Regions from separate parts of the Homo sapiens genome. Here all the other regions are linked to region 3. Evidence: chromatin contacts called from ENCODE Hi-C data. All regions are on one chromosome and are shown on one strand. Each heading gives the region's core, a stretch centred on a gene start or an enhancer-like site at or near the end of the contact. The rest is flanking DNA. Distances are from core to core; before and after follow the strand shown. Region 1 holds the start of PPFIBP2 (PPFIB scaffold protein 2). Region 2 holds the start of EIF3F (eukaryotic translation initiation factor 3 subunit F). Region 3 holds the start of FAR1 (fatty acyl-CoA reductase 1).

Region 1 (2,961 bases), core at 362-2,861, 6.2 Mb after region 3:
TGCCCACACAGTTGTCACAGCCCAGGCCACACTCTACCCTTCTCTGCCTCAAAAACCCCAGGAGGGATCCTTTGAGGTCCATCACATCACCCTTTCTTAAAATTATCCCAGATTTCCCTGCTCAGATGAAAGACAGGAATTCCCATAACTTTGTTCCTACCGCCTTCATGTCATTGATCTCATTCCACTTACTCTTTTAAAGTCAAAGCGCATCTCCCTTAGCTACCCAGTAAAGAAGGCATCATGGTAAGCAGCTTATCTCTCCAGTAGCAATAAGCTAACAACTGTCACATCACCAAATCTTAAAATAGTATTACTAATAATTGAAATATGTTAAATAAAACATGGATAAATGCAATCAGTGAAAACCTCATCAATCATCCCCATCTCCCACTTCAAATTTATTTAGCTATGAATTTAAGCAAAGTACAAATGGGTTGCCTCTCTTAAGCCAAAGAGAAATAATTTCTAAATTAGATAACACTTACAGCTTTCCATACACCTATAATAATGAAAGACTGAATATGCTGAAGATGAATTATGTCGAAAACCAACTACTTTTCTGTAGTTGACCATTTAACTTCACATAATACACTACAAATTTGAAAACACTTCAGATTTGTATTACAATCAATTAAGGAGGGGTTGAGAAAGGAGAGAGACGAAGAGAAAGACAGGAAGTAGACCAAAATATAGAAAAGGGACACGGATCTATACCAAATATCTGGCTGCTCTAAAAGTAAAAATATAATTAGATTCGTTTTTTAAGAAGATTAAACACTGGCAAGAATGCCTGTCTTAATCCTATCCAAACGCTGGAAGTTCTGTTCTCTTGTTACATAATCTTATTTTCATCCGAGGAAAAACTGCGGGTCTGGAATCTGATGTGATGAGGTGAGGAGGGAGCCCACTTTTAAATAGGACCGTCCCCATCCTGCAGTCTACTGGGACGCGGCGGCTTTAGATTTTAAAAAGTGTGCTGTATTTTTGCACTTACACTACAGAACTGGCTTTAGCCGAGGCCCTGCATCTAGACACACGCTGTGTCCACCAGAGAATTGCCTGGGCTGACAGACCTAAAGCTTCCGCAACCTCCTTAGGCTCCCTAGTCCACGCCGCTGCTCCCCGGGCTGAGCAGGGCTGGGACGCGCCGCACAGAACTCAGGGACCCCACCTCCCTGCGCATCTCCAGGGCCACGCTGGCACCTGCAGGAGTGCGGACTGTCCGCGGATCCCAGGCAGGGTTGGGTGGAGATTCGCAGCCAACCCACAGGAGTTCTGCCCTCCTCCCAGGCTTCTGGCCAGTGGAGTTGGAGAAGGGTCCCCGTCCTCGAGCCTGGGACACGCTCCGGGGCTCACAGAGACACTGACCCACACGTCCCCGTGGTTCGTAGCTCTGGGGGCGCTCCACTCCCTAGGTAATGCTCCCGACGGGGATCCCAACCCCGACCGCGCGGCAAGCCCGGGGTGTGGGGAGAGCCCACTGACCTGGGTACGGGGCCGAGGCTCCTCTCCGGGCGGCTCAGGTGTGCGGGCCGCTCCCGTGTCCCTCCCACCTTCAAACATGAGAGCCCAGAAGCGAGCGACGGGCCACTGGCCCACCGACCAACTGCCGGACCAAGCGCCCGACCAACCAGCGGACCGACCGCAGCGGCCGGGGCCGGCGCCCACGTGACGGGGCGGGGACCTGCGGAAGGCTCTTCCCGGAGCGCCGCGCCCCCACCCCGGGACCTGCCACAGGGACCACCCCCTTGGGCACCCGCTCCCTCTCGGGCACCGAAGAAGCCTGCTGGGACCCGTCCACCAGGGTTCCTGTTCCCGGGGGACCGGCCTGGTCAGCCCCGCCCCTTCGAACCTGCCTCGTCCCCACCCCCTGGGCCGCGCGTCCGGGCCCCAGCCCCGCCTCTCTCGGCGGACCGCGCCCCCTTCCGGGAGCCCCGCCCCGTTCGCCGCGCCTCCTCCTCCGCACAGCTCCGGTTGCGGGGAGGCCCGGGTGGGTACCCGGCGCTCCGGCTCCCAGTCTCCTGGGCTTCTCCAGTCCTTCAGCGCCGTTCTCCGGTCACAGGGAATGAAAGCGAGGAAGAAGGAAACGGTGTCGAGAATTGCGAAGAGAGAAAGCATAGAAAACCCACATTAGAGGCACTCCCAGAGCAGAAACCCTTCGGAGCATCCCGACTTCCTCGGCCCGCGTGCAATCCAGGCAAAATTGAGGTTGTCTCTGAGCCGCCCTCCCTAAGCAGGTCGGAAAGCCCCCGAATCATCCCAGGTCCCGCCGCGCTGCACTCGCAACCTGGGGTGGAGGTCCCTCTAGTGGTTGGCACCAAACAAAAGTTCTGTCTTATGAAGAGCCGAGGTCAGGAAGCATTTCCCTGTGCCCAGCGCCAAGGTCTGGGACCTTAGGTCCAAGAAAAGCGTTGGCAATGTCTGACCACAGGAATGGGTTCTCGAACTGGGGAGGACTGAAGCTGGAGATCTGGTCCAGCCCCTACCTCCAGCGTGTGGCCTGAACCCGTTTTGGTTGTACTGCTATGTTGTGGCCCTGCCCAGGCCTCCAAGGACTGGCTGCTGTTAAGCTGTTTAAAATCCCTGTAGGCCTCAGATGGCAGCGACACCAGGGACTCGGCATAGTCCCCAGCTCTGGCAGGAGTCACCACAGCCCTAGCCTTTAGTTCTCTACAGGCTGGAGTGTCGACAAACTCCACAGGACACAACTTTTTCAAACCAAATTTACCCTCGCGGTCTGAAATGACCAGTAGGCCCAGGAGAATTTTACATGTGAACAGAACCTAACCCACCCTGGCAAATATGAGACGTGTGGTCACTGCGGGAACCTGGCCAGCAGCAGACCAAAGCACAGCCAGCAGGGGAAGGCTGGGGCCCGCAAGAGTTGTGTTACAACAGGACACCCTTCAGTTCTCTTTCACTTCCTTAAAATAGCAGCAGAGCGACTTTTGTAGACGC
Region 2 (3,284 bases), core at 190-2,689, 5.7 Mb after region 3:
AGGTAATCTGCCCCAAGTCACATGGCAAATGTTTTGTGAGGTCTGCTTACAAATCTTGTCTGCTTTGCAATATACCAACTGTCTTCTATGGTGTAAGAACTAGTAGATGTTCAAGAGTATGAAAGAGAAAGAATGCTTGTAAATAAAGTGGATTCACAAAGCTATTTAAAATCTGGCACTAAGATGGAATGGAAACGAATTTCATGGGACCAGCATAGTCTCCAGAAAGGAATTTATTATCAACAATCCCTCTTTAGTGCTTTTCCATTTTACAAACTACTTTAACATAAAATATCTATTCCCCAAATTTGGAACACAGGCAGAGAATGGGTCATTTTTCGACCTGAAGGTTAAGGGCAGAAATATAAACAGATAATACAACTGTTTGCGTCCAAATGCAAAATGGGGGAACAGGGTTTCTCACATTAGGTACTAATATTAGGGGACACTGAGGGACACAGATCAGGCTCAGACGTTTAGGACAGCAGAACACTATAAAATCCCAAGCGGGTTCCAACCAAACCGGTTTACTTGTTGGGAGGAATGTTTTTTTACAAACGTCCCCACTCCTTTGACAACTGGTTAGAAAACTTTGTCAATACCTGGAAAACGATGACATTTAGTCAGTGGATAAGGGAGAAATATGTGGTCACTGGTATAGGGAGTCAAGGGTTCCTGACTTCCCACTCGGCGTGTGAACTCATTTTTGGTAGATGCAGCCCATCATACTTGCCATAAACTGCTGTTTATGTAAAATGTAAACCACTGGCATAAATGTAAACCACTGGCATAAAATATTCAGTAAATGACACAACTACTCCTTGTGTATTTTATGTCGCTTAAAGTGACAGCAATCCGGCAGGAGAGAGAGGAGAGATGCAAGTGCTTGAGAAGATAAGTCACAGCAAAAGGTAGGATGCAGATATAGATTAAGAGGTCATTGGGGATGGGAGGAAAGGACGGTAGGACACCAGGAATTAAAGAATTAATGAGTTAGGGGAGTGAGATAAATGAGAAGTGGGAGGAAGAAAAGAATGTTAACTTTCTCTGACCACTCACCCAACAGGGTCCCGATAACTCGGGCAGCACCCTCGTTGCGTCTCTCGTAGCTGTCCACAATGGAGGCCAAAATGACTGGGTGCAGCCTGACCACGCGGCCGCCGGGGAAGGGCCCTGGAAGAGCAGGACCAGGCAGAGCGGGCGCTGGGGTCTGCGCTGGAGCTTGCGCTGAGGCCGGGGTCTGGCCAGGAGCCGCAGTTGCAGCCGCTGCTGCCGCAGGGTCTGAGGATGAGGCTGGAGCCGCAGCGGGAACCGGAGCCGCAGCCGGTGCTGGCGTTGGCGCTGGAACTGAGGCTGGGGCCGCCGCCGGGACTGGGGTTGGCGTGGCCGGAGGAGCACTTACTGGTACCGCCGGTGTGGCCATCTTGTCGAGAAAGAAGGAGGCGGAAGCGGAAATGACAGCATTCATGAATATCAGGAGCTTGATAGGCTGAATATACACCACGTGAGCTAGAGCTTTTTGCTGATTGGTTACTGGTGATACTTCTCGGAGCACTGAAATAGTCCCGCCGTTGGTAATTTCTTCTGGAATTTGTGCGCTCTGCTTTTGGCCCGAGGAGCACTCAGGAAACCCTGGGCTAAGTAGTTCCGGGTAAAACTTGGGACGGCGTTCGAAGAGAAACACTTTGTGCAGCTGCCGCCAGGTGGAACCAGAAAGCAGCGCGGAGGTCGAAATTCGTGTTTTAGACTTAAATGAGATAATGGATGTCAAAGTGCCTTTAAAAAGGATTTTAAGGCCAGGCGCGGTGGCTCACGCCTGTAATCTCAGCACTTCGGGAGACCGAGGCGGAAGGATCGTTTGAGCCCAGAAGCTCGAGGCTGCAATGGGCGAGAAGGAGAACTTAGCTGGATTTCTCCTGCTGCTTTGAGAAGAGACTGGAGGGTGAGGGGAGGTGAGGAGAGGGAGGCGAGAGAGGGAAAAGCAGGGAGACCTGCTGGGAGGCCACTAGGTAATCTAAGTGAGAGATGATGGTGGCTGGGACCAGGCTGGTAGCAGTAGAAGTTCTGAGAAGTGGGAAGATTATGGATATATTTTGAAGGTAGTTTCAATAGGGTTTCCTGAGAAATTGTATATGAGGTGTGAAAGAGAGGAGTCAAGGAGGACTGCAATTTTTTTTTTTTTTTTTTGTACTGAGCGATTAGTAGGATGAAGTCACCATCAATTGAGATAGCAAAAGCTGTAGGTAGAGCAGGTTTTGGGGAAAAGATCCTGATTTCATTTCTGAATGTGTCACCTTTGAGATGTCCATTACACATTCAAGTGGAGTTGTAATAAGGTGTATAAACTAGTCTGTACTTTAGGAGAGGATTATATGAGGTATTGCCTTGTAAAGCTCTTAGCACATGCCTGATATACAGTAGTTATTAAGTCATAGCTATTATCACTATGTGATGGAGGGAGCTCTGACCATAACCCACTGTGTAACTTGGGGCAATCTACAAGTTTTTTCTGAGCCTCAATTTCCTTCTTGGTATAATGGGGTGATAACATCTGCTTGTAAAGACAAAACAAAACACCAAAAAAACTGTCAACTCCCTTAATTAGGTCAAGTCCTAGTGTCCAGCTGGCAAGTGGATAGGTGAGGTTGAACTTCTTATCCCTGATTCTGTGCCCAAGAGTTGATTTCTCCTTGGAGAAATCTTCCATTATTAGAATTCACATGACGCTGCTCCCCTGTAAATGCTCTGTGTAGACATGCATTCTTTCTTTCACCAAAACAAAGGTGAACAGCCAAACAGAAGAAGATTGAAAAGTAACTCTTGGATTTGATGACCTGGAGTCTTTAGCAACCCTAGTAGAGCAACGTCAGTGGGACTGAGGGTGGGGTGGGCACAGAAACTAGAAATCTGGTGTGAGAGAATGGCCAGTCTGAACTGAAAGCAGCAAGTGCCAGCTTTTCTTTCAGGAAGTTTTCTGGGAAGGAAAGGAGACATTTAAGGAAATAGCCAGGGAAACAGCAGGATTGAGAGGCAGCCAATTTAGGATGGCAGTGTTTCAAGTATATTTTAAACTGAGGATAAGAATATAGACGAGAGAGAAATATTAAATATACAAGTGTGAAAAAATATCTAATGAAACGGGCAAAAGGTGGACCCACACTGAGAAGCCTAGATGGTCTTGCACAGGCTGAGAGGCATGCTGGAGAGACTGCCCAGGGCCCTGGCCTCCCTTTTGGGTGCTTAGTAGGGGTCTGCCTGAGTCAAGGTCAGTCCATTGAGATCAT
Region 3 (3,180 bases), core at 340-2,839:
TATGGAAAATGTATGGAATAACAGGGCCTGGGTGGGGTGGCTCACCCCTGTAATCCCAAGCCTTTGAGAGGCCACGGTGGAAAGATCTCTTGGGCCGAGGAGTTTGAGGCTGGAACGAGCTATGATCTCGCCACTGCACTCCAGCCTGGGCGACAGCAAACCCTGTCTCTGTTTACTTTTTAAATTAATTTGAAAAAAATACATCAGGATTGTACTTATACGTTAATTCTCACTTGTATTACTGTAAGAGATCTTGCATCATTTTTATGCTATATTACACATGCCCAACATGACAGCTGAGAAACTCCCCTGGAGGGCAGATTTTCTGAGAGTATCTTCTGATGTTGTCTTTAAACCAACACTTTTTTTTTTAACATAAAGAATTAAGGGATTCCTGACTGCCATCTAGTCAAAAGCAAACAATATGTATGCCATTACTTCGGAGGGAGTGAGTTCTTGTGCTGCTGAGGCAAAACGAGATGAACTGTCACAGGGATGGCAGGAGGGGTGGAGTGTAGGAGGAGGATCAGCCCCAGTAGTGAGAATTAAAAACTCTTTTGAGTATTTGGCCCTCCACTAGCAGTAAATTAACCTTCAAACCTGACCAAGACACTACCTGAGACCCTCCACTCTCCGACACCGCAGAATCAGACAACTGTTCTTGCTCAACTACTCATAAAAGATTCACAGCCTTCACCTACCACACATAAATCTACCGCGTTTGCTGCTTGTATACTTTGTCCTAACAGACCAACTAATGCCTTCTAGTCCAATAGCCTCCCGTCCACACCTCACATAAAACCTTCTCAGCCACCTTCCGGTTTCAGTAGGTGCCTCTTACTCCAGATCCACGTGTCCCCAGTTCTCCAGAGACCTTCACCTTCAAAACCCAAGCCCGTCCCCCCTTCACTCCCAGCTGATCTCCACCCAGGCCCTATCAATCCTTACTTCTAATAGGCCAACCACACTCCCCGGCCCCGCGCCTTCTCCCTCAGCACCCTTTTCTGAGCATCACCTATTTCCCACCACTTTCTTCCTCCCCAGACCCGGAATCCTGCAATCACTAGGCCTCCCTTTGCCGCTACCCTCCCGCGAGCACGCGGAGCCCGCTGCTCGGCTAACCACCCCGCCCCACCTTCGCCACCTCTAGCGGCCTCCCACCCCAGGCGGCTCCCCGGGCTCCGCGGCTGCAAACCAGGCCCCACCGTACGTCCCCCACGCGGTCCCGGCCCTGTGAAGGGCGGCGGCGGGGCAAAGAGGGGCAGAGACCACCCGGGGTGAGGCGGGCGCCCTCACTTCTGGGCGTACCCGGGCGGGGGCGGGGGCGGGACGGCTGGTCGGCGCCCCCGCCTCGGCCAGGCCTGCAGCCCGAGCTCCCGCAACCACTTCCCGAGCCAGGCGAGGAGGAGCCCGCAGCCCGGCCGCTCCCGCTGGCGCACCCCCTTCTCACCTAGACGCAGAGGCTCAGGCCTCGCTCTCCCACTGGCCGTCCAGCAATAGCTGCGCCGCCGCCGCCGCCGCCGTCGCGCTCTCTTCACTCGCTTTTCCACCGCCCGCGACCGGCTGCTGAAGAGCGGACGGGCAGTGGCACGCCCATTGGCTGAGGCCCGCAGTCGCGTCAGCCGGCCCCGACCGCACCTCGCGACGTGACTGGCTGGAGCGGCGCCTCTTTTCGACATCCGCTTTTGATTGGCTCTCGCGCACACCCTTATCCGCAGGACCAGTCATCCTCCTCCCTGCTTTAGCCTCTCACCCCCAACCCGGTTTCCCTCCGGGCGGGAGTGGGGCGGGAGCGGACGCCCGCGGAACGCGAACGGCCAATGGGGGCGCGGAGAGAGGGCCGGGAGGTGGGCCCTGCGGCCGGGAGGCTCGCGGGGGAATGCTCAGCCAATGGGCCCGCGCCCCACATCTCGAGTCCTGGAGCGCCCCCGCCGGCTGCTGGCGTCCTGTCGGGTCGCGCCCAGGGCCACGCCCGGCTGTCCGTCGCGCGGGAGGGGCGCCAACTCCCAAGGTTGGGAGCACGCAGCGAGGCCCGCGCGGGAGACAGCGGGGCTGCCATTGTGGCGTGCTTAGCGCTATTATGGTGGGGCCCGGGGGCCCTCCGGCCATTGCTGGGCGTGAGGGATCCGTTCGGAGAACTACCAGCTTGGCGGGTGTGGCCCGGGTCGGTGAGAGCGAAGAGCTCTACGGACCCCTGGAGCCTCCACGGGTCTCGCCCAGTCCCAGGGGACTGTGGGCCCATTCATTCCACCTTCCACTTCCTCCAAAATAATTCCCTACAAAACTTACCGGTAGTGATAGGAGTTAGAATAACGTTTACTTCTGAGGGGTGGGGCACGAGGGAACCTATGGAAAGCTGGAAACATTGCGTCTTGATCCTGGTGGTCGTTCCGGGCTGTGTACACATGGAGGAATTCATCGAGCCGGACACTTAATAGTATTACCACATTCATACGGCTCATTTTTAAAAAATAATAAAAGGATCATGAGAATTCTGTAATAATATTACCACAATCTTTGGGCTCCGTGGGACTCCATTGTATAAACAGTCCGCATTAGGATTTAGCTGTCATTCAAAACATGCAAGCCATAGGAAGAAAAAAAAAGATTTGTGAGAAGCAAAAATGAGTGAACGCTCTTGGCACGGTGAATAGCATGCACAGGTTGGTATTTAGGGATGGATGGCTCAGAGTGATTTTTCTGTGGGGATTTAGAGCTTGTTTCAGTGCCTGGCCCTGTTAGTAGCTAAAAGCAGTCATAGTGCTGCATCCAGTTGGAAACTACAAAAGCTCACTGAACTGCCTACTTTGTGGCAGATGTTAAGTTCTGGCTCAGGAAACTAATTTGAATGCCATGGCTTCTGCCTCGATGAGCTCACAGTCTTGCAGCAAGTACTGTCATTTCTGGAGGAGGGCACAGAACACAAAGCTAACACACTTGCTTACCCTCAGGGATGTCGCATTCCGCTACTTTAGGCAAGACAGTGTATGCCTGGAACCCATCCAGTCCAATAGCCATAGTCATAAATAGCCAGGATCAGGTGAAACACTTCTTAGAAGTGGGTCAAAATATTCTCCCAAAACAAACGTAAGAACTATGGACCAAATTCTAATCTGTAAAAGAACACAAGCAACAAAACAAAGATTACAGTATTCATATTTATTAATTTAGTCATTAAGT

What was found. A loop is a pair of places that touch in the nucleus more often than their neighbours do. Pooled maps may share reads with other maps.
Region 1: a map of CD4-positive, alpha-beta memory T cell shows a loop between it and region 3 (12-fold over the local background). The contact joins the promoter of PPFIBP2 here to the promoter of FAR1 in region 3. A Hi-C loop is called at or near these places in 1 of 168 maps with a recorded cell type or tissue (CD4-positive, alpha-beta memory T cell), 2 of 37 single-sample maps with no recorded cell type and 11 of 50 pooled maps.
Region 2: a map of ascending aorta shows a loop between it and region 3 (6-fold over the local background). The contact joins the promoter of EIF3F here to the promoter of FAR1 in region 3. A Hi-C loop is called at or near these places in 3 of 168 maps with a recorded cell type or tissue (ascending aorta and naive thymus-derived CD4-positive, alpha-beta T cell) and 13 of 50 pooled maps.

The regions. Positions count from the first base shown.
Region 1 is chr11:7,512,649-7,515,609 of GRCh38, reverse strand. It overlaps PPFIBP2 (PPFIB scaffold protein 2), which reads right to left and starts at 1,611. Exons shown (of 24, transcript NM_003621.5): 1 at 1,489-1,611. It overlaps LOC124902806 (leucine-rich repeat extensin-like protein 5), which reads left to right. Exons shown (of 4, transcript XM_047428005.1): 2 at 1,005-1,492; 3 at 1,570-2,961. The coding sequence ends at 2,400. RefSeq lists a silencer at 1,516-2,045 and an enhancer at 2,716-2,835.
Region 2 is chr11:7,985,492-7,988,775 of GRCh38, reverse strand. It overlaps EIF3F (eukaryotic translation initiation factor 3 subunit F), which reads right to left and starts at 1,439. Exons shown (of 8, transcript NM_003754.3): 1 at 1,060-1,439. The coding sequence starts at 1,423. RefSeq lists enhancers at 1,145-1,194, 663-1,201, 1,202-1,741, 1,625-1,804.
Region 3 is chr11:13,667,077-13,670,256 of GRCh38, reverse strand. It overlaps FAR1 (fatty acyl-CoA reductase 1), which reads right to left and starts at 1,589. Exons shown (of 12, transcript NM_032228.6): 1 at 1,451-1,589. RefSeq lists an enhancer at 1,030-1,079 and silencers at 1,160-1,439, 1,550-2,039.